Linked DNA regions of Homo sapiens: region 1 is linked to region 2. A link is a contact called in ENCODE Hi-C or POLR2A ChIA-PET data. All regions are on one chromosome and are shown on one strand. Each heading gives the region's core, a stretch centred on a gene start or an enhancer-like site at or near the end of the contact. The rest is flanking DNA. Distances are from core to core; before and after follow the strand shown.

Evidence for each region. A loop is a pair of places that touch in the nucleus more often than their neighbours do. ChIA-PET counts read pairs that join two places held with the same protein, here RNA polymerase II (POLR2A). Pooled maps may share reads with other maps.
Region 1: a loop to region 2 is called in a pooled map, with 4 times the contacts of the local background. The contact joins two enhancer-like sites. A Hi-C loop is called at or near these places in 1 of 168 maps with a recorded cell type or tissue (CD8-positive, alpha-beta T cell) and 6 of 50 pooled maps. POLR2A ChIA-PET finds 5 or more read pairs at or near these places in 1 of 52 experiments (activated T-cell).

Annotation. Positions count from the first base shown.
Region 1 is chr22:20,297,358-20,301,371 of GRCh38, reverse strand. It overlaps the pseudogene PRODHLP. Among named protein-coding and RNA genes, the nearest start is that of DGCR6L, 21 kb to the left of the region's middle. RefSeq lists silencers at 1,381-1,690, 1,761-1,900, 1,921-2,100, 2,141-2,410 and an enhancer at 2,864-3,365. Within about 2 kb of position 2,276, at least 5 of the 41 ENCODE cell types and tissues checked have a DNase peak (open chromatin) inside an H3K27ac peak, as active enhancers do.
Region 2 is chr22:20,035,377-20,039,824 of GRCh38, reverse strand. It overlaps TANGO2 (transport and golgi organization 2 homolog), which reads right to left. Exons shown (of 9, transcript NM_152906.7): 2 at 2,971-3,065. The coding sequence starts at 3,026. Among named protein-coding and RNA genes, the nearest start is that of MIR185, 4.5 kb to the right of the region's middle. RefSeq lists a silencer at 1,118-1,279. Within about 2 kb of position 1,509, at least 2 of the 41 ENCODE cell types and tissues checked have a DNase peak (open chromatin) inside an H3K27ac peak, as active enhancers do.

The DNA.
Region 1 (4,014 bases), core at 1,027-3,526, 260 kb before region 2:
ATTCCATAAAAAAAAAAAAAAAGAAAAGAAAAGGAAGGAAGGAAAAGAAAAGAAAAGAAAAAGAAAAAAAAGAAAAAAGAAACCTGACCTGGTGCCTTCCTAGCCCCCACTACATCCTGGCCACAAGGTGGGCATGGCTTCTGCATGGCTAGTCTCTGTCCCACTCAGCTGCCACCTAGAATGCCCGTCCTTGCCCTGTGGCTGGCCACTCCCTCCCCTGGCATTCCTGCCCTGCTGCCTCCTCCTCCTATTGCAGCACCACCAGCACTGGCTCCTCTTTTGGGATGCCCCTTAGATGTGGGCACTCCCCAAAGCCTCCACATCGCCGTCCCTCACCTTGCCAGTTCCTCTACCTGGGATGTCCCTTCTCGCCCTCCTGTCTCCTTGGCCGGGGCTCTCTATGGCCAAAACTTGACCTTAAGACATCCTTGTGTGCACAAGCACAGCAGTGCCCTCCCAGAGCCCTCCATCTGTCCAGTTCAGCTCCTTCTTCCTCCACCATCCTCCGCACTCCCGCCACCACGGGTCCTAGGCTGACCTTGGCGCTCCCCATGGGATTCGGGCCAACAGCATCTGACTCTGAGTTCGTGGATCCCTGCCCTCACCTCGCACCCGCCGAGGCCTCACCTAAGCTCAAGTGTGGCTCGGTGCTTCTCATCTCACACCGTCCCCCGCCTTCCCCCGCCTCCTGTTGAGGCCAGGGGTGCAGCCCCCGACCTCTGTACAGTCTCACCTGAGAAATCAACACCACCAGATACCCTGGCGCCAAAAAGCGGAACCTTGCAAACTCTTCCCAGGGTCACCTGGAGATAACCGTCATCTCTAGTACCCCTAGGCTGATGCGGCTAAAACAGTGTTCTGCTTGTTGCCCCCCACCACCGCCACCAAAAGCCCTGACACTTTTTAAAGTTACCATGGGTGAGTTCAAAGCTGGGCGTTTGAGGGGCTTCCCATTTTTCCCCAACAGTGTTCTCAGAGTGGCCGTGTCTGGGAAGCGGCTGGGTCCCGGGGATTGAACTCTGGGGTTCCAGGCTATGAGCCCTACACCAGGCTTCTCTTGTGTCAACATGAAGAATACTCCATTTTAAATTCCAAGTGATAACTCTGTATTCCCACAAGTGGTATATATCGTAAATATTAAAACGACCATTGTTTTTAGTTGGTAGACATCGAGAAGTAGGAAAATTCGCGATATCAGAAAGGGACTGCAGGAAACGCCTCCCTTCCTGGCTTCCCTTGCTCCAGGAGATGCTTGGGAGGCACCCGTTTCACGCCAGGAAACTCCGTAAAGGCTCCCGGGACGGGCAGAAGCCCCGCGCCCCGGCTGCACCCCGCGCACCTGCTCGTGGCGCGCCAGCAGCGCGGGCCAGGCGCAGAAGCGCAGCACCAGCAGGCTGCGCGCCAGCTCCCAGGTTCGCCAGCTGCAGTACGCCTCCTACGCGTTGCCGAAGTCCACGGCGGGCACCAGCGGCCGCACTGCCCTGGCCGACCCACGTCCTGGCACGGCCCCTGGGCCCGCGGCGGGCTGCTCGCTGGCGGCCGGCGCCGTGGACAGCGGCGCGAAGCGGGGAATGTAGGGGCGCAGCGCGGGCAAGACGCGCCGCAGAGCCATGGCGGGACGCCGGTACCCGCCCGGGCCGCTTAAGTATGCGCTATTGGTCCCGCCCCGCCCCTCCCCGCCCCGCATGCCCCCTAGCCGCGCTCTCTCCTTAGAAGTCCCACGCTCCGAGCCGCGCCCACTCCTCGGGAGACACCGCCCCATCCCAGGGGCCCCGCCCCTCCCTAGCATCTGCACCCGCTCCTCTTGAGGCCCCGCCCCGCCCGCCGTAGGGCCCACGCCTTCTCCACGTGAGTCCCTCGCCCCGCGCTCCAAGCAGCTCCCTTTCCTCAGCAGACGCCGGTCCACCCTACGACCCCAGCTCTCACCTCTGGAGAACCCATCCCGAAGTCCCAACCCCACCCCTGAGGCCCCGCCCCAACCCGAGGCCCGGCCGGCTCCGGTGGTCATACTCCAGAACACCAGCGCTTCTTCCTCAAGGGTTCTGGCACGCCCCAGGACCCACCGCCCCTTCTCCTCTTGAGGCCGCGCCCCGCGCTCCCAGCCGCGCCCGCTCCTCGAGAGGACCCGACCCGCCTTCCCAGCCGCGCCCGCTCCTCGGGAGGACCGGCTCCGCGCCCCCATTCCGTGGGAAGCCCTGCCTCACACTCCCAGTCTCGCCCTCTCCTCGGAAGGCCCCGCCCCGCGCTCCCAGCCGCGCCCTCTCCTCGGGAGGTTCCGCCCCGCGCGCTGCAGACCTCTGTGCGTCCACAGCAGGCCCCGCCCACCGGGCCGTGGCCACACCCCCGCGAGAGACCCGGTCCCCGGGGCTACCCGCCCTGAGCTCCGCCTTCCTCACAGGAGACCCGCCCCATTGGGAGCGGGACCCCTGACCAGGCTTGCGGTCTCCCCACCACACCGGGTTTCCCAGGTCCCCAGGCCAGCCAGGTGGGTCCGGAGCCCGCCGATCAGCGCAGCCGCACACCTGGGTTCCTCCCTGGTCCTTGAGCCGCGTGGACCCACAGCTGAGGCCGGATCGGCTGAGAATCCAGCCCTCAAAGTGGGTCCGCTTCTCCTCTGGTCTAAATGGGCGTATGGGAAGCCGTCCTCTCCCTCCCACCCCTCAGGCCTCTTAGGGGCTTGCCCCGCGCTCCTCTCCTGTCCTCCCAGTCCCACCGCCCACCCAAGGGCAAATGCGGACCACTAGGCCCCCTCGGAACCTGTGCAGCCCTGTGGTTCTTCCCTTCCCTTGCCACCCAACAAGAGTCCGCTGGCCACACCGCCTCCCCTGCAGGCCCGGCCTCAGTGCCGCCCGCCCGTGGGCCACCTCTAGAGCACCTACCCTCTCGCGGCCCCTTTGCCTCAATGCCCCTCCCAGATGTCACTTTCTTGGTGGAACCGCCCCTGGCGGCCTGCCGTAGTGCACCCCTCCCCATCACTCACCGCTGGGCCCCTCGTCACCTCACGATATTCCTGCACCCCACAGACGCTGGGTCTGGCTCCAGCCTCCTCCCACCTCACCCACCTGCTTCTCCCTGTGCACCTTGCACCTGCTGGAAAGAGCAGGAGGTACCTTGCACTCCCTGACCTGTTCTGCAATGTTGAAATTTGAGGCTGAATAATTTCCTTGTGGGAGCTGCCCTGTGCATTGCAGGTTGTGTATCAGCATCCCTGGCCTCCAGGAACCAGAGGCCTGTAGTACACACACACACAGACATACACAGTCGGGACAGCCGTAAATGTCTCCAGACATTGCCAGGTGCCCCTGGGGGACACCATCACCACCACTCGAGAGAGAGAGAGGCTTCCTGATGAATGGAGCAACAGTTTTTCTGCTCCTCTTCCTCCTGCCGGCACCACAGAGCAAAGGGGAGAGACAAAAGGAGTGGATGAATCCAGGCTCATTTTGCTGGAGAGAGGCTAGCCTCGGCAGCCGGCCATAGCCACCAGTCTCCCCTTCCTGAGGACCATCCCTCCTCCTGTGGCCCCTGTCCACACCTATCACGCCTTTCTCCCCAGCACCTGTCATGCCATCGGCTCTTCCTGAGCCCAGGCTGTTTGCATGCTGCTCTCAGGCACCTTTCCCTCCCCTGCATCCCACACCCTCCTTCCTCTCCTCATCAGGGTCAGCATGGTGGGTGCTACCCCTGGCAGGCCCTCTCTGACCCCCAGGGCCCACCTGGGCACCTATGTGGCTGCAACTCCCTCTTCTCTTCTTGCACTTGTTGCTGGTGACTTTGACAGCTGTGCCCCATCCATACTGCTGCCTTGATGTGTCGTTATTTAGTGAATGAAATTTCCACATGTGGGAACCCATGTGGGAAGTGTGACCCCAGTTTCTAGGCTGGTGACTGTGGATTTGAGATGCATCCCCCAGGCCTTGCCCTGAGTCACCCTGGACCACACCCAGTCCTCACAAGCACCCTGGCACTTCAGCTACATGGTGGGGACCCTCTGCCAGCAGGGCTGAGGCCAAG
Region 2 (4,448 bases), core at 260-2,759:
CTGTCTGGGGGACAGTTTGGTGACAGATAGGAGGTACTCTGGCCTGAGATCCAGTGATCAAACCCTCAGTGGTGACCCCATGGAAGCTGTCCCATGGAGTAACAGCTTGTCCTGCAGCCACTCTAGGCTGAAGCCAGCAAGTGGCATCACGTGGGGCTGTAAACAGGCAGGTTTTTTTTCGTTTTTTCTTTTTTTTAAGATGGAGTCTCACTCTGTCATCCAGGCTGGAGTGCAGTGGCGCTATCTCAGTTCCCTGTAACCTCTGCCTCCCAGGCTCAAGCAATTCTCCTGCCTTAGCCTCCCTAATAGCTGGGATTACAGGTGTGCGCCACCATGCCAGGCTAATTTTTGTATTTTTAGTAGAGATGGGGTTTCACCATGTTGGCCAGGCTGGTCTCGAACTCCTGACCTCAAGTGATCCACCCACCTCAGCCTCCCAAAGTGCTGGGATTACAGGCGTGAGCCACCGCACCCGGCTGTAAACAGGCAGTTTTGAAAGAGATAGGGTGACATCATGAAGTGATTGTGTTATCTTGCTGCAGGGTCTTGGTTTTCCGTGATGGGTATCAAATTACCAAATACAGTGGCCGAGGCCGGGCATGGTGGCTCACGCATGTAATCCCAGCATTTTGGGAGGCTGAGGCAGGAGGATCACTTGGGCCCAGGAGTTCGAGACCACCCTGGACAACATAGTGAGAACTTGTCTCTACCAAAAAAAAAAAAATTAGCCGGGCATGGTGTTGTAGTCCCAGTTACTTAGGCATGCTGAAGTGGGAGGATCGCTTGAGCCGGCGAGTTTGAGGCTGCAGTAAGCTATGATCATACCACTGTACTCCAGCCTGGGCAACAGAGCAAGATCCTGTCTCTAAAATAATAATAATAATAATAAAAAAAAAAAACATAGTGGCCTAAAGCACCCTACTTTTTACTCCAGTCCACAGGTGAGGAGTCCAGCCCAGCCTAGCTGGGTACCTGTACGAGGCCTCCCAAAGTGCTGCAGAGGTGCTGTCAGGGGCTCCATAGAAGTGTCTGTGCTCCCAGCCTGCAGCGTGCCCTTCCCCTGGCTGGACACCCCACAGGCAGAGCAGAAGCAGCCACCAGAAGTGTCTCACACCCTCCCATGAAGTCAGGAAAACACAGCGCACATTTGCTCAGTCACCCAGAGGTGGCACATTTCGTCTTTGGCTTAGGGCTTCGGAAAATAGTCCAGAGAAATCCCGAGGCCAACTGGAATGGCAGGACCCGCAGGACAGGTCCTGGCAGCAACACACGGGTTCTGAGTGAAAGCAAGAGGGGCCCATGTCAACCCTCCTCCTCTCCACCCAAGGGGCTGGGTGGCACTGACCAGCACCCGCAGGCCAGCCATCAAGCTTCCTTTCCAGAGATGGGAGCACTCGGGGTGGGTTGAGTCTCTTCAGCAGCCTGCAGGAGGCAGCCCTGAAACGCATACAGAGCTGGCTGGCTCTCCTCAGCGTGCTAGTTTCCTGGGGCTGCCGTAACTAAGCACCACAGACCAGGCGGCTGCAACAACAGACACTATTGTCTCGCAGCATTGGATGCTGGAGATCCAAGATCAAGGCGTCAGCAGGGCTGGCTCCTTTTGAGGGTCTTCTCGGTATGCAGACGACTGCTTCTATCTCTGTATACACACCAGCTTCCCCTGTGCGTATCTGAGTCACCCATCACATTGATTAGGGCCTACCCACATGACCTTATTTTACCTTCATCTTTTTTTTGAGATGCAGTCTCGCTCTGTTGCCCATGCTGGAGTGCAGTGGCGCAATCTCGGCTCACTGCAAGCTCTGCCTCCCAGGTTCACGCCATTCTCTTGTCTCAGCCTCCCAAGTGGCTGGGACTACAGGCGCCCACCCCCATGCCCAGCTAATTTTTTTGTGTGTTTTTAGTAGAGATGTGTTATCCAGGATGGTCTGGATCTCCTGACCTTGTGATCCGCCCACCTTGGCCTCCCAAAGTGCTGGGATTACAGGCGTGAGCCACCGTGCTCGGCCAGCCCCTACATTCTTTAGAGTTCTGTTCACTCACTAGCCAGCCCAACACTACTCCAGTCCCTGTAGCAGTCAATAGTTCTTTCCTAACATTTCTTCCACCTTCCCTGCAGCATGCTGTCTGCTGCTGGGACCTGCCACTCACCCAACTGCAAAAAGGGAAAACACCAGACACCCTTCCTTCCTGATTCCTTGGCCTGAAATGACTTCACTCAGCCTTGAAGTCAAGCAGCATGGTGTCTATGCAACTTTGCAGTGACTCAAATCTGAGACCCTCTTGAAATGGTTCAAATCATTTCTGGTACAGATTTTAAAATGATGAAAACTTCCCGAGCAGTTGCATTAGAGAGTGGTTACACGTTTCATTTTAGATGTGGGTTATATCTCTGCCTCGTTCTCTGTGTGGATAAATGCTGGGGTGTCCTGGGGAATGGAGGTGTGGCCGTCCTGAGTCCAGGGTCAGGGGTGGCTTCTGGCCTCGATTTCCTGACTCCTCTGGCTGGTCCTCAGCGTCCCCTCTTCCCCAGGTTCTTTTTCCTCAGCTCAGGACCCACCCACAGACCCCTAGCCTGGCCGCCACTTTGACTTCTCACCAGCAGCTGTGACCCGCCAGCCCAAGCTGGCTCTCACTCACTGACGCCGTTGTCCCAGTTCTGCCGCCCGACCCTCCTCAAAGCCCATAGAACTGCAGCCCACCTGGACCCATGTCACTCCTCTGTCCTACCTGTGGCTGCCTTCTGTGGCTGAGTCTTCACGTCTTTGTACATTGACTGGAGTCCCCGCCCCGAGAGGCATTCTGACAGCATCCCACACTGAGTGACCCTGTCCTGGAGGGCAGTGCCAGGCCTGTGCAGCCCCGTCCTGGCCCACACACCTTCCTGCACACAGCAGCTTGGGTGGCATGAGAACTGGCTGGGCACCCAGGACCCTGCAGGGCGCAGCAGATGCAGAGCGAGGGGGTTACCTGTACGCGTTTTTGGAAACAGGGCGAGGATCAAACTTAAAGAAGATGATGCACATGGTGGTGCAGGGCGGCTCTGCTGACACAGGTCGCGAGGTCTGCGGGAAAAGGAAAACACTGAGTTGAGCGGATGGCAGACACTCAGGGCTGCCCTCCGAACCTGCAACAGGCCAGAACAGAGAGAACCACCTCTGTGGTGTCTGTACTACTTGCTGGGTGTGGGGGAACTGGACACCACACTCTTGGCCGGTGCCACACAAACAACTCCCAAACCCATGCACTCATTGGCACTGGCCAGACTGTCTCTCCACCACCTGCAACACCAGCCCTGAACAGAAGCATCCCATCAGCACCATGGTAGTCTTAAGGCCTGGACACACCGAGCTGGGGTGCCGAGGGGGTCCCCGGGGGGCAGCAGAAGTGAGGGCAGGAGCCACACTGTGAGAAACAAACTTACCCATCCAAATCTAAAGAATGAACTCAGACCCAGAGAACAGCGAAAGTGAGACTTTTAATGACAGTCTTGCAAGATCAGGTGTCAGACAGGCACACCCAGCACAGTTTCGACAAGCAATTTATCCCCTAGTACGCAGGTCCCTCCCCCAGTTCCTCATAGGCCGAGTACTGTGGGGTCACAATTTTCCCGGACGTCGCCTATTAATTGTTGGGTAGGGGCTTCAGGTGTTTTTTTGGGGGCTTGTCTTGCTGTATTTTGTTGCAGCCCACAATGCATTGCAGTCCTAGTTAGCTCAGGGACTTTTTAAGTATTTAACTTACGACCTAAGTAGCAGGCAGGCTGATAAGAACAGACAAAATGAGCTATTTTGCAGGCTAGTAAACTTTCAGCTTAGACTGAACTTCTTTGGTTCGGGTGAAGGCAACTAAGTGCGGGGAAAGTGGAGGCCGACAAGCACACATCAGCTATCCAAGCAGGGTGGCCTAGTATATCCTGTTTCTTCTGTAGTTTGCTGAGCTAAGCCAATTTAAGACACTTTGTCTTGGAAATAGACCACTGTATACATTCTTCCTTCAAGACTGTCCCCCACATGCACATCTCCTCCCCTGCAACAGCACCAAACCCACCCCACACGCCACCAGTGGGGGCAGCCCTGCCTCCGCCTCCAACAGCATGGCCCACTCACCTGGGATGCAGGCCCTACAGGTCCTGCTCAGCACACACACTCGCCATCCCACAGGACCCGAAGGCCCCACACACCCACAGCAGCTGGCATGGACACGTGCCGGGGACACGCTGGGTGACTGCACACTTAGCATACACCTCGTCCCCACCCAGGGACCTCTGGGGCCCAGAGCAGGCAGTTTTCCACAATGCAAACGAGTGCAGAACGGAGATTAGATTCCGAGGCCACCCAAGGGTGACACCCAAGTTCCCTGAAATGTGCACATGTGCAATGATTTAGTGACACGGCTCCAGGGCAGAGCCAGTGCTCACAGCTGGGACATGGGACAGCCAAGAAGCT